2 separate regions of the Mus musculus genome follow, and region 2 is linked to region 1. A link is a loop called in an ENCODE intact Hi-C map of the cell type or tissue named here. Cell type or tissue: left cerebral cortex. All regions are shown on one strand. Links, peaks and the distances in the headings refer to the core of each region. The heading gives the core; the rest is flanking DNA.

Evidence for each region. Peaks named below come from ENCODE experiments on the same cell type or tissue, not always from the same donor. Only the 100,000 strongest peaks of a DNase experiment are listed, where the experiment ranks them.
Region 2: a loop joins it to region 1, with 3 times the contacts of the local background. A loop is called at or near these places in 21 of 42 quality-filtered maps.

What each region holds. Positions count from the first base shown.
Region 1 is chr10:26,991,961-26,999,960 of GRCm38, reverse strand. Lama2 (laminin, alpha 2) reads left to right here. Exons shown (of 65, transcript NM_008481.2): 59 at 6,446-6,558; 60 at 6,859-7,048. Among named protein-coding and RNA genes, the nearest start is that of Gm40618, 14 kb to the right of the region's middle. In left cerebral cortex, for the core only: a CTCF peak has its summit at 4,201 (motif pointing right); DNase peaks (open chromatin) are centred at 3,608, 3,797, 4,230 and 5,528.
Region 2 is chr10:26,690,258-26,706,655 of GRCm38, reverse strand. Gm48893 (a long non-coding RNA gene) reads right to left here and starts at 11,364. Exons shown (of 2, transcript XR_003948859.1): 1 at 10,873-11,364. In left cerebral cortex, for the core only: no CTCF peak of the experiment used is centred there; DNase peaks (open chromatin) are centred at 6,573, 10,187 and 11,328; H3K4me3 peaks cover 1,115 bases; H3K27ac peaks cover 452 bases.

The DNA.
Region 1 (8,000 bases), core at 1-8,000:
CTCTACCCAATGTGATGTGTAGCTCTCATAACAGCTCTGTGGACTCTGAATTGGCATCTCACTTTCAGAAGGTTGGGTGAGAATTTGTCATCTGAAGATAACTCACAAGTTCACTCAAACACTTGTCATAATGGTGATTTTAATCCAGTAGGTCAGAGTTTAAAAGCTAGCCTTTATAAGTTGTTGTTCTTGGGCAGCCCTTTGAGGGCTACTGGGTGGATTTCTAGCTTTCACTATTAGAAGGAACCAGGTTCATCTGAGAATTAAAGTCCTTCATCACAGCTCATTATTTTATTAGATTTCCAGTAGGAAATCATGAAGCCAAGAGACAGGTGAGATAAGGGTCTCAGCTGTGTCCGAATTGTTTTTTCCAGATGTTACTGCAGCTTACAGGTTCACCATAACATCAGATATGGTCTATCTCACTGCATTAGAGATGGTCTATCTCACTGCATTTAGGAGCATATGTATCAATTGCAGTTCTGATCCATGGCTAATAATGGCTGAAGCCTTAAGATCTTGAAAACACTTGGATACAGCATCCTTTGGCTTATTCATTCAAGATACTTATTACATGACAAGCCAAATAGTTATTCAGAAATCTGATTATTTAATGAATCAGCATTTAAGCCTCTGAAAAATGAGTCTTCCAGCACTAGAATTTTTATCATGAAATTTTAATAATGACTATATTGTAATCAATATTCTTATGATGATATAAATTTCAATGAGTGTGGTATTGAAACTTTGAAAAGTGGTACTTTATTTTTATGATATTTATCTTCACTTATGTACATTATTAGGGACATTTTTATCCCCGTCTTTACAAAAAGAAATGCATAGAGTCATCAATTAACAACTGGAAGGCTGTGGTCAAGTTGGGTGATTTCCCCCTGGGGTACTGCTGAGATCTGCTACATAGGTGCTTCCAACAAATGCAACAACTAGTTAACTCCTAATTAGTAATCATGTTTGGTCAAGCAAAACCTCTTGGACCTTCTCATCAGTAGTTCTCCATCTTTGTGTGTTTGTTTGTTTGGGATGGGATAGAGAAGGCCATTAGTGGCCTTTATTGAACACTTCATTTTTCCCTGTGAAATGAATAACTCAATTTATGCCTAGTACATTGTTAGCCATCCAAAGTTAGACAGCGCTTCCCTCATATTATCTTATCTGACAGTGCCAGAACCTAGCCAGCATCCCCCTTGTCCTTCTCTCTTATGATACAACTCATTTGTGTCTAGGATATCCCTGTATATTCTAAACAATTTCCTCTAAGGGGTCCCTCAAGCACATCACTCTAGCTTCTGAAGAGCACAGTTTTCAAAAATATGGAGACTTTTTTTTTTTTTTAAAGATTTATTTATTTATTATTATATGTAGTAAGCACACTGTAGCTGTCTTCAGATGCACCAGAAGAGGGCGTCAAATCTCATCCCGGGTGGTTGTGAACCACCATGTGGTTGCTGGGAATTGAACTCAGGACCTTCGGAAGAGCAGTCAGTGCTCTTACCCGCTGAGCCACCTCTCCAGCCCCAATGGAGACTTTTACAAATGAGTTTTCTTGGAGCCTCATATTCTAATTCTGGTTTTCATTTTCTCCTAGCAAGATGATTTGTTTTCAAAAACATAGCATTGCACTTAGTAGCTAAGCCAAGGGCTTGAGGAGAAGGTTAACCTCTTGATCAGGAAGAACCACATCGCTGGCAGAAGAGATCTTGGACATCCTAGCTCCTCTTTGCTTATGGTTTAATGTCTATGAATATTTGCTTGCATGTATGTATGTATGAGCACCACATGACACACGCAGCATTCAAAAAAATGTACTAGATCCGTTAGAACTGGAGGTAAGGACAGTTGTGAGTCATCATATGGATGCTGGAAATTGAACACAGGGTCCTCTGCAAGAAGAATAATGTTGTTCTAATCCATCTCTCCAGCACATAAGTGACCCCATAAGAGAAATTACAAAACGGTCTTGGATTATACTCACAAATAATAGAGCACCAAGCCACACCTGAATTGCCCCCCCCACATTGAATTAATTGAAGACTGTAGGGTCAGAATCATAGTTTTAGAACTTTCCAACTTCATGAAATTGTTTAAGACAGAGTCTTACTGTGTAGACCACACTGGTCTGAGACTCATAGGAGATTCACTAGCCTCTGCCTCTCAAGTGTTGAAGTTCAAGGCCTGTGCTACCATACCAAGCAGAATTTTAAAGATTCAGCTCCTATTTCATAATGATACATATTATCCAATTTAATTTGATTTACGTTTTCTCTTTGGGGGAAAAAAGGAGCCTTCTTTCTAAATGTGAATAAAAGTTAAGACAAAAAGTTACCTTAGTATTTTATTTTATAAAATATAATCATTGAGTGCGGAATATATGTAAGATTTATATCTTCATGGCAAACTAGGAAGGAACAGAGAAGGAGGAAGAGACCACCTGCCATTGATAGATGAGCTATGTAGGTGATATCCTGCTCCTGAAGTGATCCAACTAGCTTTGATGATCATTAGGTGAGGAATTACATACTGTCCATAAAACAGCTAGAAGCATGTCTAGCCTGTGGTGACAACCATCATGCTATCTCCTTTTGTGAGAACTAGGTGATGGAGACTTTCACACTTTCAGGGTAAACATAAGTACTGGGGGCGGGGGAGGGGGCAGATACTGAAATGTGTTCTCTTTGTAAGCAATTTCAAACTCAGGCATGAAATGCTTCTTAGATCTTGTTTTCAACATTTCAAGTTGGAATTTTTAAAATCATCACAGGTTCATCTTGGTGATGGTAACTTCTACCTACAAGCCCCATATTTCCTGACTGACAGGAGTTGTCTTTCTTGCCCACTTGTTCCTTCCTCACACTCTTCACCCCTAACTTTGCCAGCAGCTTATAATGTAAAGAAAGCATTCACTATGCTTCAGGCTAATTGAAGAGTATCCTGGGAAAAGGCCTGTGAAATGGATATGTCAATTCTGTGGTTATATGTGGTCTACCATCCTAGATTAGACTGTATTTTCTCCATGTTATCTTATCTCACAGAACTGGAGTCTAGTAGTCCCTTGTACTATCTCCCTGATTATTTAGCCCATTACTATCTGGGGAGAAAGACATCCCTGCTTATTATGTTTGTGGATATTACTCATCTACAATGATGGGGATGGAGTTGATAAGCATCTGGGCTTATCAATGCAGAAATGCATCAATATGTTCACATGGGATGAGTGGCTGCAGCATTGACTCCAAGCCTTTTTTTGATAAGCACAGTCCACAGGGATTGGCATACGACAAGTTGGTTGCATTTCTTTTATGTGAATCTTGCTGGAAAGTTGAATGTGGCACTTTCAGATTCTGGTAGAAATGAAGAGTTCAGATAAGGTTCTTAGAAAATTGAAGAGATGTGAGCTGAGAAGAAAAAAAAAAAGCAAAGCAAGAGAGAATGGTTCCTGCAGCAACGGGAGTGCCAGTATGCTAAAAGCTATAGATAGTCGAAGCCATAGGATAAGTCAGCCTTGGGCACTGACATGTATTGAAAGGGAAAACATATTCTCCACACCCCAGGTGGGGCCGTCTTATGACAAATCCCTGTAAATGACCAGTTCCACCAAGGAGCTCACATCCAAGGAGTTCACATGATTCAGTGAACAGCAGCAGGCATTGTATGCATCAGGACATCAAAGTCAGTGCTGAAAAAGTACCTATTTAGTATTCACCCACAAAGATCACCGAAGGAAAGCATCAGATGGGACTTTAGCCCACACTTATTAACGGGATCATTGACTCATGAAGGAAGGAAATTACACAATTTTTAGCATGACTCATCACTTGCTGCTCGTTTTGATAAATGCCGTTGGAATCTCTGCTCTACAGCTATCTAAACTCAAAGTCCACTTACCAAGAAATCATACATTGCTTTGAATTTGTTAATGAATTTACAAGTGTCAGCACTGCACCGGAATTAGAAATGACCACTGACCTGAACTTTTAACAGAGTGGGAAGGTTTGCTAGGACAACTGACCCCTCTCCTTGTGACTGTGACTGCAAGGAGCATGGCTTCCTTTCCAGCTACTTCAGTGACAAATACACTACTCTAGTAGGCTCCCCATATCCCTGTGTGCCTCAGAATTGTCACCTGCAAAGCAGAAACAAGCCATCCTGTCCTTTATCCCCTTTCCCCTGTGTGCTACATGTATTATGAAGCATCACCACCAGATGGCGGAAGTGTAACATGTTGAGATTGATTGAGGCTGGGTGTTTTTTTTTTTTAATTACTATTATTGCTGCTGTTATTGCTGTTTTAGCATTTTTCAGAGATTATTGTTTCCAAAACATAGGAAAAGCATGTCCTTGGGCCTAGAAGTGACGCGTATCCCTTACACCATGTTCCTCTTGTGTATATGAGTATGCTATATAATGACATAGGAGTCGAAGGACCTATGCTAAATCCTCTCTCCTCCAACTGAATGTGTTTATGAAATGACTGTCTAGAAAATCTGATAATATGTTCAAGGTGTGGGGGACTGCTGCTCAGCTGTGGCTCTGTTCAATAACTCTCCAGCTTACCAACAGTCATGTTGGCGCTGTATTGTGGAATGTCACATGACATTCCACAATACAGCGCCAATAAAACGCCCGTTATTCACAACTGCCATCTGTCCATTCTAGTAGCCATATTAAAATATGGCTTATATTAGCATATTATCTTAGCATATTATTTGGTGAATGACCAAGTGACTGTGGCAGCACTAACAGCAACATTACCCACAGGTAGATTTCTTCAGCCTGCACATTATTGTTCCGTAAGTCCATGGCATCCATTGATGTTATTAGTGTCTGTTTTCAGAGGTAAACATTTAGAGATGTTTTGGTGAAATTCTGTCCACAAGAACTCACAACATATGGAATCCTCTTGGAGAATTCTAAGGAAGGCTGCATACTACAGTATTTGCAAGAATGATTCTTGCTCTATTAATAGCCTTTTCGGGCCAGGACATTAAGTCACCATTTGAGCTTCTTTTGTTGGCCATGTAATAGCAAAGGCATTGCTGTGTGTTGTGAATAGATTATCCTGCCCTGCCCACTGGGCTTTTACATAGATGTATGAATTTCAGCCAGTCTTCTTTTTATAAATGACCATCTCCTGGGAGGCAAAAAAGTAACTACCTCCATAAAGACCAATTTTATAGCTTTCCTGAAACACTTTTAAGCCCTTTTGCCTGCTGTGGCATAATATAGGTCGCTTTTGACCAAGCTCAAGAGAAGAGAGAATGAGGCTTTTTCTCACATAAAGATGTCCCGAGTGCTGATAAGTCATGTCTGAGGTACTCTGTTGGAGAACACTCCTCACAAAAGCTTGCCCTAGGCTGTTTGAGAGGACCTACCTAGTCAGCACTGGCTGGGTCTGCCTCCCTCCCGAAGCCATTAAACTCAGATCTGAAAAGCTGATGAGTTCGTGCAAGGGTGCATGTTATTGTTATGAATTCTCACACACCCCAGGCTCTAAACAACTTCATCAGCCACCTGTACATCAAGCTAGCCTGTGAAAACAGAGAGTGTGGAGAAGGCTTGCGGCTTTGTCATTTGAAAAACCTTATTTCCTGAGCCATGCATTATAATCCAAGTCGCCAGGACTGGTTATGTGATTGGTGAGGCCATGTGCAAAGGGAAAATGCAGGGCCACTTCATCAAACATTATTATGAATTTCCAGGTGGTGACAGCATAGCATTAGAGCAAGTGACTGCACATCTGTGTACCTAGCTGTCTCGCTCAAGCACCCTAGGAAGCTGATCTTTGAACAGCAGCAGGGGAAATGGTGTATGGTGGGTTGCATTAAAAAAAAAAAAAAAAAAAAAAAAAAAAAGCCCACACGTGCAGGTTGCCTAGCAACTAGCTAAGGCCCTGAGTGGGCTGACTTGCAGGTTGCCATCTTGAAATTCTGAATTTACAGCAACCTTCTAGTGGGCTGATAATTTCCAAGGAAAAATACTATAGTGGGAAATGGAAATGGGGAGATGAGGGGGAACACATTTTTCTATTCTTATAATCCAAGTAGCTAGCCCATAGTTCTCCCTGGTCCATCTTCTAAAAAGAAAACCCCTCATTGGTGAAATAAATGTGGAAAAGGAATTGCAGCTTCCCCAGAAATATAAGCAATGTTTTCCCTAGAGAGTAAGGAAAATATAAATGTATCCATACATTTTTTAACACATTCCTTTAGCAATCCCAAGGCATTACTAAGGAAAACTAGTTTGAATTCACTGAGCATTTCATAAGTACCTGTCCTGAATATTACAGAAATAAATAAGAGGTGGGTTTTAGTGTTAGGGAATTCTGCATTGTTCAAGGTCAGGAAGGGAATACATTAAATACACTCCAACAGCAACATTGTCCGTGTATCTGGCCATGATCTCATCTCCTGTCCTTGGTATTTCTCAGGGCCCTTGTGTTGCAGAATCAGAACCAGCTCTTCTGACAGGGAGCAAGCAGTTTGGGCTTTCCAGAAACAGCCACATTGCAATTGCTTTTGATGACACCAAAGTTAAAAATCGGTATGTATTATTCTGCAACACGGCACAAGAGCTGCTGAATATTCACATTTAATCAAGTCTCATCAATTATGTGTAAAATTCCTAGTGTTAGAGATTTGTTTTTTAATTCTCTGAGTAAAGTAAAAAAAAAAAAAAAAGAATTCTGCCTGCCTTGAACTCAAGTATAGAAGATTCGTAACTCTAGACATCCCCTCTGCTTCAGATTTTCTATCCTCCTTATATATCCTTGTAGAAACCATTTTGTTTTAGCCTAACGAGACTCTTGGTCTTCCATTTTCTTTCCACATTTGTATTTTGCAGCCTCACCATTGAGCTGGAGGTACGAACTGAAGCTGAATCAGGCTTGCTCTTCTACATGGCTCGGATCAATCATGCTGATTTTGCTACTGTTCAGCTGAGGAATGGCTTCCCGTACTTCAGTTATGATTTGGGGAGTGGGGACACAAGCACCATGATCCCCACAAAAATCAACGATGGCCAGTGGCACAAGGTAACAGTCCCAGAATGCAGGTAGTCTTCTAAGAAGAATCCTCGAGACAGGCATAGACTGTCCCCTGCCAGAACTGTTGCGCTAATGCAGATCCTAACTCTAGAGTCACAGAACTATGGCAGAGACCAGACAAATGGCCAGAGGTGTGTACATAGGCCACAGCTTGAGAACATGTCTTGATGTGAGTAGCTTTCTGATTCATCACTTATGGGCTTATTGTGATACTACAGAGTCCTGCCCTTGGTAATGGAACTATGTTCCCAAGCAACTGTCAGAAAACCAGGCTCAAGCCATAGCAGATGGTTACATCGGTTTAATCCGGAATGAGAAGACAACAACAGAGTGCTTTCATCATGAGGCTTCCATATTCAGCTTAGAGAAACAATGTTTTTTCCAAGACTATACATTCCTCTCTACTAAGAAAACAATACATGACCAAAGTATAAGCTGGAAACATTAAGATGGGCTCTAAGACTTAGCCCTCACCCAAGCACACACTGATCTGAAAATCAAGAGACTGAAAATCTCCCCAAGACCAAGCATAGTGGCCTCAAGGCACCATTTCCATCCAAAGCCATTGGCAACAACTTTAAACGTTGGCCTTACATCCAGACCTGGTGCTATTGTGGGCACAGAAGGCTCATTTGCCAACTTACTCCTCTTTGGCATGACTGCAGATAGATAAATATGTGGCCTGATTAAAATAAACTCTTGAAATTTGCCTCTGCACCTGTGATAGCCTATTAAGTAAAGTTTCCCTAGGTAGACCAATAAAAAGTTTAATTTTCAGAGTACAATATTAGTAGATGTTGGATTTGATATATTAACCTGCTTTGGCTTGTCATGTTGGAGAGAGAGCCAACAAATGGAAGGAAATAGAATTACAATATAAACCTCAAGCCAATCAATTTGTTACCCTGGAAATAAGAAGTGAGATCTTTTTGACTTGAGA
Region 2 (16,398 bases), core at 3,334-11,333, 300 kb after region 1:
AGTTTTTTTTTAAGCCAAGGAACCTCTATGAGTTTTCCATAATAGCTGTACTAAATTACACTCCATGATGTATTTATTATCTTATCTTTCTCTTTATCTATCAAAACTCAGATTCTGTGAAGTCAGGAATTGCTTTTGTCTTTTAATCTCTGTTATCACTGGTATTTAGACTGTTTAGCTATCCAATATGTATATGCTAGGGACTCGGAACATATAATCAAAGAGATGCATAGCCTCTCTTTGTGGGTAACATTTGATTGTTCCTCTCTTTGCAGCTAGGCATTGTCCTTTCTGTCTCTCTATCCACTATGGCCAATCTTCTTGTCCCTCACTTTGAAGTCTTCACAATAGTAGACAATGATTTTGGTATTATCAGTTAGCTCCTTCCTTCTGAGCTCTGCAGACACATACCCTCTGAGCATATGACCTTCCCTCTAGGCAAGACTCATTTCAGGACAGCTCTGCATCTTTTGAGATTTCTTTCTCATGTGTCTACTCACTGATGAGATGTTCTCATTTAGAATGTCAGCTTTTTGCATTTCCATCATTCCCGGAGTCACACGTTTCATTCTGTACTGCCACTTCCATCTCTTAAGCAAGCTAGTATCAAGAGATGCATATAATCTACACTTCTGTAATAACCCTTGCTTTCTGAAGGATGACATCACCATCATTACACACTCTGACAGATAGATCAAACCACAACTTCAATTTACTTCAGACACCCCCCTCTCCAAACACACACCTTTTGTTATGGTCATATTTATGCCAAGGTTGTACCAAAAAGGCAGCAGGCTGACCATCTGGGACTTCATATAATTTATATTCTCTAGTTAGTTCAGCTGGGAAACATGAAGGGAACAGTAGCTGGCAATAGGCCAGTACTTTATACCATGACCTGATTTGTAAGACCAAGCATCAATAAGTCTGTCTATAAGACAAGATACACATAGCTGTTGTTGGACAGTGTCAACCTTGCCTCATCTTCACACAAACCCATCCCACACACGAATGTTCCTATTTTATCCTATGTTTCACTTGGTGTCATTATAAGCCCACCCCCCACCACCCTGCAACAACCTAGGCAAACCTCTTGTCAAATCAAAACTCATGCATAGCTGGGCACAGAGCTTCAGACTTTACAGAAGATCTTTACAAAGGAAGATGAAAAACTCATACACAGTCATACCCCCAACTAAAGAGTCTCTTAATACAGAGTTTTGGGCTCTAGTTTCAAGAAATTCTGACTCAGGAAGACAGAGGTAGGGTAAAGTGCTCATGCTCGCGCTCTCCTGTGTGTGTGTGTGTGTGTGTGTGTGTGTGTGTGTGTGTGTGTGAGAGAGAGAGAGAGAGAGAGAGAGAGAGAGATGACAGATTGAGATTTTTCTATCCATCTAATATCTAGGAAATGCACTTATATTTCTTAAAATTTATTTGGTCTCAGTACTTCTCAAAACATTCAATCATTCCTTCATTATGTTGGGACTCATCAGAATTCATCTTAGAAGGCAGTGACCTAAACCGTCTATCTATAACAATGCAAAAACAATGGTAGATATTTCATTTTGCTCTCAGTAAAAGAAAGGTTAATTCATTCGTCCAAAAGGCACCATGCTGAAATTCTACAAAGAAGTAAAGATAAATACAATACAGTCTGTGTGTGTGTGTGTGGGGGGGAACAACCCTATGAGTTATGGACATTAGTAAAAATAAATATGATGCAGAGTTCCTTGTAAAGAGGGTAGTAAGAGTTCTGAAAGCAAGAGTGGAACACAAAAACAATTGCTGACTATATCTATGCAGACGGGAAACTTGTTCCTATCCAATGGCCTAAAAATACCTCCTACAAGCAGAGTGAAAACCAAAAGTCACTTAATTTTGTCCTTGAAATAAAGCGGGTCCCCAGAGCCACATCTTTATTACTGGCCTAGCCCATAAAAGGAATCTAGAAATTCTTGACTGAGGAAATCAACTCTTCTAACAGGTAAATAGTGATAATTTAATCACAGGATACTAACGATCCTAGGAAACACTTTAATTAGTTCTTCCAGTTGAGTAATTCACTGAATCTTGTACTTCTAGATGGGTGTGTTTAAGAGTTCACCAACATGGCCAGGCAGGGGACATACATCTTTAATCTCAGCACTTGAGAGGCAACCGCAGGTAGATCTCTATAACTCCAGCTTGACCTATATAACTAGTTCTAGGCCAGCTAAGGCTACCTAGTAATACTAGGTCTCAAAACAACCCCCCCCCCCAAATCACATAAACAACAACAACAAAAACTCATAACCAGACTCAGAGTAACAATAGTGAGCTGACATTCTCTCTTGCTCTGTGAGTGACTATGGCTTTCCCAAAGAAGCAAACGCAGTGGTGTCCAAGTCTCAGCTAGATGGAAGGCTGAGGCGGGTGGATTTCCACAATGCATGAGAATATGACTAATTCAGGCATCATAGAGATGCCATAGCCCCTTCCCCCAGAGAAATCCCTTGGGAGGAAGAGCCCCTGCTTGTACAGCAAAACAAGGCAAGTACAAGATGCAATTACAGACTGGAAAGGAACTAACTTTCCCTTAAATGCTTCTGAACACCCTTTCTAATCTTAATGAAATGTCTAAGAAAACATGGAAATGCTTACTGAAACCAGCCAGGCCAAAACCTGAATTAATCCAAATGCCTTTAATATGCAAACCCATCCAATCTCGAGATCATTGTTTTTGTTCAGACATCTGTCAAGCTTATATCCCTACACATCAGTAACTATGAGTCATAATATAGAATTGTATACCTTAGGGAGTTGGTAGTTACTTAGTTGGATGGGTTTGGTGATCTATAAACTAATATTTCAGTAATTATTCCTATACTTTTGAGAGAGAAAAAAACAGCATATAAGTTCAAGCATGGCAGAAATGATTGTTCCTTATAAACAAAACTTAGGAGTTTTGTGTGTGCTTCTATTTGGGTCACTATGATGGCTACCAAAGCACCAATGAGCTGGTACATCTACATTTCCTTTTTCGTTATCGTTTTTCCTTATTTGTTTTCTGGCATTAATAGTCTACTTCAAAGCATTATAAATAGCAACAACAAAAAAAAATTAAAACGAGGACTGGGGAGATGACTCAGTGGGTAACGTGCTTCATAAACATGAGCACCTGAATTTGGATTCACAGAAACCGTGTACGGACTGCGTGACACCATCTAGCTCAGGGAGGGAGCAGGGGGGAGTTATCGAAGAGGAAGATCCTGGTGGATTATCTCCCAGACAACCTAGTCAAAATAGTGAACTCCAGTTTCACCGGGAGCAGCTGCTTTAGAAAGAAGATAAATCCGCATCTGGCTGGCACACGTGTGCTTACACGTCTGCACGGATATGTGAACCTCACATACACACACAGAAAGAAACATTTAAGGATCTTTTTATTTTTTTCTTATTCTAAAAAGGGAGTGATAGAGTGTGTCGATTCTGTGGTAGGGACAGGAAAGTAATCTCCAAGCAAAAATGCATCCAGAGCTCAGGGCCTCTAACTATCTAGCGAATGGGCGCGTCCTTCTCTTAGCAGTGTAGGAAGAACCAGGAAAGAGTCCCTAAGTGCTGTTTCTACTTCCAGCAGCCCATTGGTGTCGTGAGCCCCACGAGAGAGTGGCAATTGGGAGCCAGCCAATGCCCCCTTCAAAAGAAAGGCTTCCTTCCTTCCCAGGAAAGGGGAAAATAAAATTTCACACATGGAATGACAACCATTGATGTATCCTTATAAAATCCACTATGAATGGCAAGACTTCTTGTGGAACTGGACACAGCATACCTTTCAACCCAGCAGCCACACTACAACCACCACCCCAGGTTCAAGTTGTTCCTAAAACTATGAATGTCATAAAAATCTCTACCAGGCTGACACTTTGAACCTAGAGTAAAAACATCTCAAATGTACCTTAGTCAAAGCCCACATCAAAAGACAGTCCAAAAAGAAAGACAGCCAAAATTTAACAGTGGTTCTCAGCCTTTATTTCCAAAGGTATGTATATTATGTAAACAGTAACAAAATTATAGCTATGAAGTATCAACAAAATAATTTGTGGTTGGGGGTGAGCACAATATGAGGAACTGTATTAAACAGTCACAGCACTAGGAAGGTTGTGGACCAACGCTCCAGGATCCTTCTCTTTAAAATGCAGGACCCCCATGGAACTTCTGATTTGGAAAGTTCCAGGTGAGGCCTAAGATTATTCTTAGAAAACGTTTTAAACTCCACAGGTGATTCTGAAACACAGCTCAGATCTCAGAGCCACTGTTCTAAACTAATGCTTCTGAGACTAGCACCCCAAGGTGAGAACAGGCTCAAAACGCAAAGTAGAGCATCTCTCAGATCTAGTAAGTTAAGGATTCTTGGGACCCTAGAGGACAAAGGGTGAGCTCCAGGTGAAGGAGCTAGCTACATAATTGCTAAAGTAAAGCTCTCAGAGTTTCCATGAGCCTTTTGTAGTCACAGTAGCATTGACCTCAGCATTATCACTCCATAAAAGGGCCTGGCAGCTGCCTGCTGCTGCTATCCAGACCTCAGCTTGCAGCTCCTTCTCAGGTCACAGCAAAGGGCAACAAACTTTAGCTACCAGGTCAGCACGTTCTCCTTTGCAGGTCATATGGCCTCTGTCACAAACACTCACGTACCCTATACAATGCAGAATGTGAACAAAAACAGCTTGCTCTGATAGCACTTTATTTACAAAAACAGGTTATCAGACCAGATTTCACCCAGAGCTATAATTTATCCAACTCATAAATTTAAAAAAAGGATGCAGCAGAGCTCAAGACAGACAAAACCAGAGCAAACCACACCCAGAAATGTGCACCTTCTGGCAAGCACAAACATCCCCAGCCTAGAAGCCGTTCAAAGACGGACTCTAAAGAAAAAAGTGCTCAATGTCATTTGTCCACCTGCCACTTTTTCAGCAATTAATACCGGTTAGGTCCATCCATATGCACAGAGTCAAACATCAAAGGAGAAGCCATACTGATGGCAGTCTGATAAAAGACAATGCTTTAAGCATCCAGAAACAATGCTTTAATATTGATCACATTATCCTACAAGCGAGGACATGGTGAGGCTAAGCATTATAGTCACAAAAGGATGACATTTGTCCAAGAAATGAATCAATCAATGGGTAGAATAATGCTACAAGCAGCTAAAAGTTAAATATATACATTTATTTATATAGAAAACATATCATTTAATGTAAATATAAAATGTTATATTAAATTAAATATATAAATATTTTAGTAGATATTTAATAATTTATTTATATATTTACTATAATATAATTTGCTATATATTATATGGTCATATATACATATATAAATTCACAATATAAATCTACATATTTTATATAGAAAATATAATATAGACCTATATATTATATATGTATATATAAATATATATTAAATGTATATATATTTAACTTTTATCTATTTATATATTCTAGCTGGAATGAATATACAGACACACACACATTCTGAAGGAAATAGCAGGTACAGTGGCTTAAAGCTCAATATTGGGAACATCAAGAAAGAACTCACAAAATAGTAAGAGAGGAAAGGAGACAGAAAATGAGGATAAGCCAAGAATGACCATGTATTTTTGAGTAGTTTATAGAGTAGTCTAGATATGTGGTATTGAACAGGCTAACACTGCCAAGACCAATCTTAAAGAGAACAACAATTTGGGTATTGTATTCCTTTTGTCACGGTGATCAATAGCCTGAAAAGAAGCAACTTAACGGAGGAAGGGTTAATTTTGGCTCATGGTTCTGAGGGTGGAGTCTATCATGGTGTGGTTGATGGTCATAAGATCATGGTGGCTTGGACTCCTTAGATCTTGCAGAATAGGAAACAAAGACCTGGGCCAGATGTGGAGGAGTTCAAACCCTCTTCTAGCTAGGTTCCAAACTCAGATGTTCCACAACCTCCCAAAACAGTGCTACCAGCTGGGGAACAATTATGCTCACACCTAAGCCTGTGGATACTTTTATATGCAAATGTCAGCAGGAACTACTACAGGACAGTGCTTAACAGAGCCAGGACTCAAGAGTTCATTGAACCAAAGCCACAGCTTATAGCATGAAAGGGAGAAGCATTTGTGTGTGGCTTTTCTTTATTTGCACAGATACTCTTTCTTTGAGGAAGTGCTAAAGAACTTTCTTCCTTTTCATTTGAAAGGCTTATAAAAAATAAGACTCCTGACTGAGTGGAAGGCTTAGCTCAAAGAACCATGAGTTCAAGACCACACTCTAAAAAATAAATGAAAGGGGGCTGGGGAGGTTAAAACTCCCAAGTCAGGGAATACAATATGAAGAATAGCTTAAATTAACATCCTGTCATGGAGGAGGTTGGATTTTAGATGTCTGGAAACAAACCACTACAGCTTCGATCCACAAAATAAGAAAAGCCATTCTAGCTTGAAAATACAAACTGCTGTTATTTTTAAGTACCAGTCAAGGCATGATGCTCACATACCCATGGCACATAGGTTTTGATCACACAGCTTCCTATCCCTCCTACTCTGCCCTTACTCATTCCTTGTGGCAGCCACAGCACTTTCAAATGCCAGATCCTCCAATAAATTCCACTTTGCTTTAAAATTCCAGTCGCCTCCCCCTTCCCTGAGGCTCCTTGCTACTTTCTTGGCTTCTGCAGTTCCTCCAGGTTATTTATTCAAGTCTAGAGACCAGGATCCGAGTTCCTCAAGACAGAACAAGCTGCATTTGTCTTCTGGGTCTCCGTTACCACACTCAAGAGTATTTTCTAATTCTATGCATTTACCTGCGAGTTTCATTTATTTGCATACAAAAGGGAGCTACGCCCATGGAATCTTAACTATATGGTTGCCTAAATAAGACCTGAAGAATGTAGTCACCAAGTGACATGCCACTACAACTGGGGGAAACTTCACGAGGTTCCTCTCCTAGATGATGAACTACAGGCAGCCAATGGCTGCCAAGTGAGGGAGATTCCATTTTTTCCCTCAGGGAAAAGCTCCCTTGATAGGCTATCAAATCTCAAGTACAAACACATACAAGCAATACTAGATGGGTGCCATAGGTGGTATGTATGTATATGTATACATAAAAAGAGGGAGTGGGGGATATGAAGAGGAGTTTCCGTGGAGAGGAGGATAAAAACTATGTAAACACAGTAATCAGGTACTAAACTCTCAAAAGAATTTTAAATTTTAAATTAAAATAGAAATTTAGTTTCTACAGAAAGCCCACGACTAACCTGGTCTCCTACATCTTCAGCCCATACACACGAAGGTCCCTATCTCCTTAGCCCTGCTTACTGACACTCGTTATTTTAGACACACACATTGTGACCACATATTCTCCAATGAACTCCACTCTGTGTGTGTAACAAAGCATTTCTGTAACAAAGGCAAAGAAAGCAAAGCAGCAAAAACCACAGGAATATGTTCCCTGATTTTAACCCTGCTCCCAGATCAACCCCAGCTCCTGCCATGCATAGGGGTAGGTGTGGGGTCCTGTAAACCTGCCTAAAGTTCTTTACGGCTCTAAGAAAGTTCAAATATTCAGATTCTGAGTGAACTGGATGTTTGAAGGATGCTAGGCATGACCTATGCCTATCCTCCTTTGTTGGCCTACTTGACCAAAACCATGCACACACAGAAGCAGGACCAGGCTTTCTCAAAGCTCAGCCCTGTGCCTTTATTCTCAGACTATCTCCAGCAGGGGCAACCTGAACGTCCTGGCTGAAGCTAACACCACTTTTGAGGATAAGGTACACTCCCTGGCAAACTTGGACACGAGTACATCAATCCTAGAATTAATTGGATACTTTAGGATTTTTGCCTAGATCCCAGTTAACATTTTTCTCAACCTGGACAGAGACCATTGTCCTTTTATACGTTGATAAAATGAAAGCTATGGGTAAACTAAGCAAAAGAAGTCTCATTTAATAAAAAATGAAGCAGCTGAGAACCGGGACTAAAATCTTGTGTGTTACACAAATATAATTGATTAGCTCTTTGAAACTGACTGGAACCATCTGCTGGGGGGTGGTGAAGGATGGATACCTCATTAATGAAATAAAACTACTCTTACTCATGAAGACTTTCAGTGAACTTCTTGGCTATTTCCTAGTACAGGATTTGAGAATGAGCAGGCCACAGCTAATCTTGATCCTCATGCTAAACACTAGCTGAGTTCGTCTCAAAATATGGTAGACTTTTGTTCTTTTACCATACTAAGTTCTTCTAAAAAGTAGTAGAGGCAGGAATGCATTCTCATACAATGAAGAGCAAGGAAGGTATGTGCTTAGCTGTGTTAGAACTCGATACCTATCTAGTCCCATTGAATTACTAAGAGAAAATGAAGTTTTCTAGCATTTCTAGCATGTGCTCCACAGCTTAGCTCACCATACAAACCCTCTTTCCTGTACGGTTTTGGAGACACACTATTGGTGCCTAGTGAAGATGGATCTCAATGAAAGAGGAGGACCCCCGCCCCCACATACACCCTTGGTCTCACAGTCCTAAAACAGAAGCACAGAGACAAAACTGAATAGTTTGCCTCTTCCTCCGGAGTCATAATTCAAAGATGGTGAAGGAGAGGAGAGCCAGAAGCACTGTCTGTCCTGACCATTCAAATATGCAAATGACTTTGTTCTCTTCTTCCTTTTGAGGAAGCTATTCCAGGTGATTGCATATGAGATTTTTAACAAGAGAGCACTTGAAAAGTCAAACTATACTCAAGACAGTTACTGTTCAGTAAGGACTTATAAACATACTTTCCAAAAGTCCCATAAAGAGAGCAAGAACCAGCCAAGGAAAGGGTCTGGGAGATGGTTTTGATCTTGTGGCTGTTCTTTTCTCAAGACCTTAGGTTATTGGGAGCTTCTGACAAGGGTACGGCTTGTATTAACTACACAGAGACTTGTAAATGGAGGAGACCTTGGAGATCTTCAGCGAGAGTCAATCTGAGCCCTGTCCTTTACAGGTAGTTTTTGTAGGGTCATGGGTAAGCAGAGAGCTCAGAGTAGGGTTGCTGCTCATGATATTACCTGTGTATTTAAACCACCACCACCACAATTATAACAACAATGATGATGATAATGATTAGCCGCAGCAACAAAAGGAAAGCATAGGTCTCCTCCAGGGAAATCAAACTGTAAAAAGGGGTTTTTCTTTTGCACACACAAAAAAACTTTAATTAGAATCTTCTACTTCAGAACAAACTAGAAACAGGGAGTTTCAACTCTCTCAATTGAAGCAAGGTGCTCAAATTTGTGCCTCTTATTCCATTTCATCTAGAGGTTACAATGTGTTTCGAAGTTTCCATCATTATCTTTAATTGGCCCTTTTCAAGGCTAGGACACACAGCTCTGGCCTTTCCCACCTGCTTTAATTTCGTGTGTCAGGTCCATGTTCACAACTGGTATAGATCTGCTGTGGCGGACGGCAGGTGCTTACGGGGGACATCAATGCCAAAATAAAGCAGGTGTTAAAGCAATAGCTGATTGTGTCAAGACTGATAGTGTCACCTGCTTATTGTTAAATGTGCCCACAGAGGAATGTTTTGCAAGCAGTAGCTGACATTTTAATAAAGACTTTAAAAGCCTTGTCCACAAAGTTCATCTTTCCGACAATTAACAGCTGAGCATCACGCACCCCCACGCCGTTTTCTTCCTCCTCATCTTTTCATGTTTACTCTGTATTTGCACTGTTTTAGCTTTGATACAGGGGGAAAGGAAATCAATTCTTCAACATCTAAGGGAAATAAGTTACTATTTTGTGTAAGCTATTAATGTGAATTATTTTAGTAAGGATGAAAGATATCTAATACCAAAGTAGGACAAAGGCATCTTCCTAACCCACTGACTAAGTCGACGATGGTCAGGTAAGGCTCAGGAAGCTATAACCATTTCATTTGCTTGCAGAGTGCTTCCTTCTTTAAAACATCCAGGCAATGTGATAGCAACGGAAGTTGTCGCTGCAATTAAATGGCCATTTGGGTGCCTTTTCTTTTGAAATGTGTGTTTTAGATTTGATTCAACTGCTTCTGGTTTAAGTTCTAAAAGCTCACCACACTCCTGCTTGCTTTACATGAAGAACCATCTGGAAGTCTGACTCCACAGTTTCCAATCCATACATACATACACACACACACACACACACACACACAAACTCACACACCCTTACCTACCTAACTGCATTTGGAAAATGGCTCTTTTCAGCTGATGTCTCTGAAGATATCCCATCTTGCCCAACATTCTGTACAAAGTTATGTGCTTATTTCTCAAAAATAAATACTGGGCACCTCTCGACAGCAATACAAACACCAGGTGAACACGGTGTGCACACAGCCAGCTACATAAGTTGATGCTACATAAGTTAATGTTAAGGTGTTAGCGTCACCTGTACTCTTTTTGGCTGACAGGGTAATTTTTTTTGAAGTTTTAGGGCTTTTATGTTTTATTTTTAATCAGTTTACTTATAGTCCAAGTTCTTTTACTTAATGGGAAAAAAAAGCAGGGAGCTTCATTTCTAAATATAATAAATTATCTTTAACCTGATCTTGCCAATGGAACGTTAAATGGCAGGATCAAGGCAAAATTCTACCAAGGTGGCCAGTTTTGGAGTCCAAAGAGGTAGAAGTCAGAGGGAATAAGAATGCTGTGTTTAATCTCTGTCAGAATTTTTTTTTTTAATCAATCCCCCAAGAGATCCCTTCCCCAGTCTCCTTTAAGAAGAAACTATTAACGCTGCGGTGAAGATCTCAATAGATAAAAGCTCTTTAACCATCCCTCTGAGATCTGACAACCCTCTTAAGTTAACGAAACCGGCAGAGACGCTCCCCTTACCTGCCGTAAAAGCAATGCACAAACCTAGTCACTGCTGCAACTACTTCCTCAGGTCCAGAGCGGGGGGTACCTCAGAGTCCCAAGAAATGGGGAAACGTGATCACGAGAAAGCATGGTCATAAGAGGTCCGTGACAGTCGCTTTCCTCCAGGCGCTATAACCCCTTCTCTGTGCCTCTCACCGGCCCCCTCAGGTGAGCCGAGATCCGGAGCCTGTTATTTCTGCTCCATCAGCAGGGCAGCTGTTTTAAGGACTGTGCGGGCCCGTGGGCACCAGAGGAGGAAGACCCGTTAGCAGGCAGCCTGCGCAAGTTTCAGCTGGTGCATGCCCGCGACCCCTGGCTGCTCAGCTGCTGCTGCTGAGGAGGATCCAAAGCTGATCCTGGTGCAGTGATCGGCTTCCCGGCAAGGAGCAGCAGCTGCGCACAAGCCTGCTGCCTTCAGGTCTAGTGCTAGCTGCTGTGCCAAAGGAAGCTCTCGGTGTGCACACACACAAAAAGAGAGGCTGTCTACTGGGCATGCTCAGACCCCAGCTGTCTCTCCAGGGCCTGTCAACTCTTGACATCTCTAAATATGAAAAAGGGATATTGAGGAAGCTGTGTAAGATGAGATTCAGAGGAGGCAATTTTAAGTTTGGGCATGACCTCCTTCCTCACCCCTCTGCTGTAAAAAGCAAAAAGCAAAAAACAAAAAAATAAAAAACAAAAAACAAAAAAAGATGCACTGTTGTGGATTTGACAATTCTTTTGACAGGTTGACAGGACCGTTTTGGAAGCTATCGATAGCTTTTAATCTCAACTGTCCCTATGCAATTAAACTGTCCCTGGGGTCAAGCACCCCTGGCTTAGGCAGTGAAACCCATTACTATCATTGATGGCTTAGGTATAGAATTGCCTATATTAGAAAGATTAAGCAATGAGCCACAAAATTATTGATCTCTGTGTATAATATGCTGCCTAGACTAATTTCTCAATGCAATGTTCTATAAAGTGATTTGCAATGTTAGATGGAAATGTTAATCCATATATTATGTTAATATATAGATTCATCTGCATATTAAAATAGCATACATTTTGAAACTTCAGTCTTACCCTCAGTGTCAGCAGAGAACATCTAATAATTCCGAATTATGAACACAAATCTTTCCTCGAGACTTGATAAATGGCAAGAATTCTACTAGTGTTCCTGTGAGGCTCAACTCTGGGATTGGTACGTTAATCTGAACTTTACATTGCCTGTAAACTGAGAAGCCAATGTTCTTGAATTTCCTGTAAACAAAGATCCCGATTCTTGTCCTTCTGTGGGGCTAGTCAAGTATTTTAAAAAAAAAATAGTACACTGTAGGTTTCCATCATAAGAAAATTGACTTGTCGATACTGTCTGCATTTTGATGTTTTGTGTGTTCCTTCTCCTCCTCTGCCCCTCCTCCCCCTCCCTCGTTCTCTTCTATCCTCTCAACCCTGCTGATCCTTTCTCTACATCCTTCTACCTCCCCCTAGGAATTCCAAGTGTCTCCTAAGATCAGAGAGCCCTGTCTGGCTACCCACCCTGTGAGGCCCCAGGGTTCACTTTATCACTCCAGCTTTAGAATCATCTCTAGTCAATTCTGTCTGACTACCAACTGTGAAGTGTTCCCTACTGCTGTGGAACACGCTGGGCATTTGCATCTGTATGATTGTAGACATCTGTCCCATTGCTATCATGTGCTTCAAGAATAAATGGAGGCACAAGAAGGAATCCTCCTACTGGGGTGGCCACTGGAGAAATTGATGGAGTTCATTCATTTATACATGTTTCCTGGAGGAGATGATTCCAGAAACAGAAAGATCTTTCTCAGGATCGAGCAATGCAAAAATCCCATAGGGAGAAGGGAAGGGTATAGCCTGGTTTGTGCAGACTTAACACTTAGATGACTAGGGTAGAGACAGTTTGTGTTTGTGTGTGTGTGTGTGTGTGTGTGTGTGTGTGTGTGTGCATTTGGAGACTAGAGCACAGCCTTTAGAAATGCCATGCTTCTTCTTTGAGACAGAGTTTCTCATTAGCTTGGAGCTCACCAACCAGGCTAGATGAGCCAGCAAGCCCCCCTGCCCTTGCCTGCCTCCCAGCACTGGGAGAATGATTAGTCACCATTCCTGGACTTGTGTTTGTTACTTGTACGCTCTATTTTGTTTCTCGTGTATTCTAGGATGAACTCAGGTCCTCGTGTTTGTGAGGTGAGCACCTTACGCACTGAGCTATCTCCCCACTTCAGTTCTGCTTACTGGCTCCTCACCCCAGCCTTGTTATGTGATTTTTTTTTTTTTTTAAATCCCAACAGGAATAAAGCAGAAATCAAGATTCACCTTCTACTGCTCCAGGCCCCAGGCTCATTATCTCAGCCTCAGTGCAGAGATTCTTCACCTCTTCTCCCTTATTTATTTCCTACATTTTAAAAAATAACATTTTTTTCTGTTCTTTATATTGTAGGAACTTGTTTCTAAAATGTATGGTGTCCTCATTACCAAAACCAAGCGTTTCTCCATTTGGTTTCAAAATTTTGGGTTACCTGTGCCTAATTATCTTCAATTCTTTATAAGCATCACATTTGGTTACCACAAGCGGCATCTCTTAGGCCCAGAAAAGAAATTCCTCCCATTACATAATAATCAAAACACCAAATGTACTAAACAAAGAAAGAATATTAAAAGGAGTAAGGGAAGAAGATCAAGTAACATATAAAGGCAGACCTATCAGAATTACACAAGACTTCTCACCAGAGACTATGAAAGCTAGAAAATCCTGGGCAGATGTCATACAGACCCTAAGAGAACACAAATGCCAGCCCAGGCTACTATACCCAACAAAACTCTCAATTACCATAGATGAAGAAACCAAGATATTCCATGACAAAACCAAATTTATAAAATATCTTTTCATAAATCCAGCCCTACAAAGGATAATAGATGGAAAACACCAAAACATGGAGGGAATTTACACCCTAGAAAAAGCAAGAAAGTGATCTTTCAACAACTCCAAAAAAAAAAGATAGCCACACGAACATAATTCCACCTCTAACAACAAAAATAACAGGAAGTAACAAGCACTTTTCCTTAATATCTTTCAACATCAATGGACTCAATTCCCCCAAAAAGACATAGACTAACAGACTGGATACATAATCAGGACCCAACATTTTGCTAGATACAAGAAACGCACCTCAGTGACAAAGGCAGACACTACCTCAGAGTAAAAGGCGGGAAAGCAATTTTCCAAGCAAATGGTCCCAAGAAACAAGCTGGATTAGCCATTCTAATATTGAATAAAATCAACTTTCAACCAAAAGTTACCAAAAAAGATAAGGAAGGACACTTCATACTGGTCAAAGGAAAAATCTACCAAGATCAACTCTCAATTCTGAATATCTATGCTCCAAATACAAGGGCGTCCACATTCATAAAAGAAACTTTGCTAAAACTAAAAGCACACATTGCACCCCACACAATAATAGTAGGAGACTTCAACACCCCACTCTCAGCAATGGACAGATCATGGAAACAGAAACTGAACAGAGACACAGTGAAACTAACAGAAGTTATGAAACAAATGGATCTAACAGATATTTATAGAACATTTCATCCTAAAGCAAAAGAATATACCTTCTTCTCAACACCTCATGGTACCTTCTCCAAAATTGACCATATAATGGGTCACAAAACCAGCCTCAACAGATGCAAGACGACTGAAATAATCACAAACATCCTATCAGATAACCATGAACTAAGGCTGGTCTTAAATACCAACAAAAACATCGGAAAGCCAACATACACATGGAAGCTGAACAATGCTTTACTCAATGATAACTTGGGTCAAGGAAGAAATAAAGCAGCTAAAGGCTTTTTAGAATTTAAGGAAAATGAAGACACATCATACCAAAACATATGGGACACAATTGAAATCAGTGGTAAGAGGAAAACTCATAGCTCTGAGTGCCTCCAAAAAGAAATTGGAGAGAGTATACACTAGCAGTCTGACAGCACACCTGAAAGCTCTAGAACAACAAGAAGCAAATATACCAAAGAGGTGTAGACGGCAGGAAAGAATCAAACTCAGGGCTGAAATCAACCAAAAAGAAACAAAAAGAACTATACAAAGCAAAACCAGGAGCTGGTTCTTTGAGAAAATCAACAAGATAGATAAACCCTTAGCCAGACTAACTAGAGACAGTATCCAAATTAATAAAATCAGAAATGGAAAGGGAGACATAACAGCAAAATATATCTTAAAATAATTATTTTGTTTGGTGAATATTAACAGTTGAAAATATTAAAATCATGTTCTACAAACATCATGGAAATATTACTGATAATTTTTCTCACTGGGCTTGAAATCAGCATTTTCTTAATGTTTATCTTCACAGTGTTTTTGCTATTTGGAAATTTTTAAAATATATTTACTGATGAAATAATTTCTCTCCTAGAAACACTGATAATCTTTTTTAAGTAAACTGATTGTTAGACATTGTACACAGATATATAGTGTGTTTGTAAATACTCTCTCACTATGTCAGGTGATATCATATAAGGGCTTTTGAATATATTTCTTAATGATTCACTTTTAATATTTTATGCTCTTTGACTATGCTTAATTCCCAAAGAATATTTTGTATGTTTTGAAACAATTTAGTATTTAACATTAGAAAAGAATCCTCAGTTATGAATAGTATTAAATATTTGTTAATATTTTTAGTGTATGAAAGTATATGAATATAAAAGTTGAACAATTTTTCTATGTATTATTTGATTCTCAAAATATTCAATATTATTAATATGTTTGATGTATAAGATGCACTTAAATAAAATAAATTTAAGGAAAAAATTAAAGAGCTAGCAGGAGGAGCAGGGTGGGTATGAACTCCAGCTGTTTGGCCCTGGGGTTGATCAAAGCTTAGTCTAGATTATAGCCGGATTCTTTGGGTATCTTCCCCCAAGGAAGTACAACTTACAGCAAGGACAATCCTGAACTGACTTGACACAAAGCCTGGGCTTTACTGTCAGCTATAGTCTCACTCCTCTATAGAAAACCCTTTTTGGGTTTTCTCTTTCTATCTTTTCTTTTGTTTGTTTGTTTTGATGTTGTTATTTTGTGAGATAGAGTTTCTCTGTGTAGCCCTGGCTGTCCTGGAACTCTATTTGTAGAGCAAGCTGAACTCAGTGATCTACTTGCCTCTGCCTCCCAAGTGTAGGGTTAAAGGCATGGCCCACCCGCATCTGGCCCCTTTCCTTTTTGAAATCTTTACTGCTGCCCTCTCTCTGTGTCATTGTTTTCTTTCATTCTCTCTCTCTCTCTCTCTCTCTCTCTTTGAGTGTGGGTCTGAGTATGACCCAGGCTGGCTTCATTCTTGGCTATAGCCAATAATGTTCTTCAACTTCTGATTTTCCTGCTTTCTCCTCCCAAATGCGGAGACTACAGATACCTACCACCTTACCCAGTTTGTGCAATGCTGAGTGTCAAACCCAGCATTATTTTGGGTTACTTAATTATTGATATAG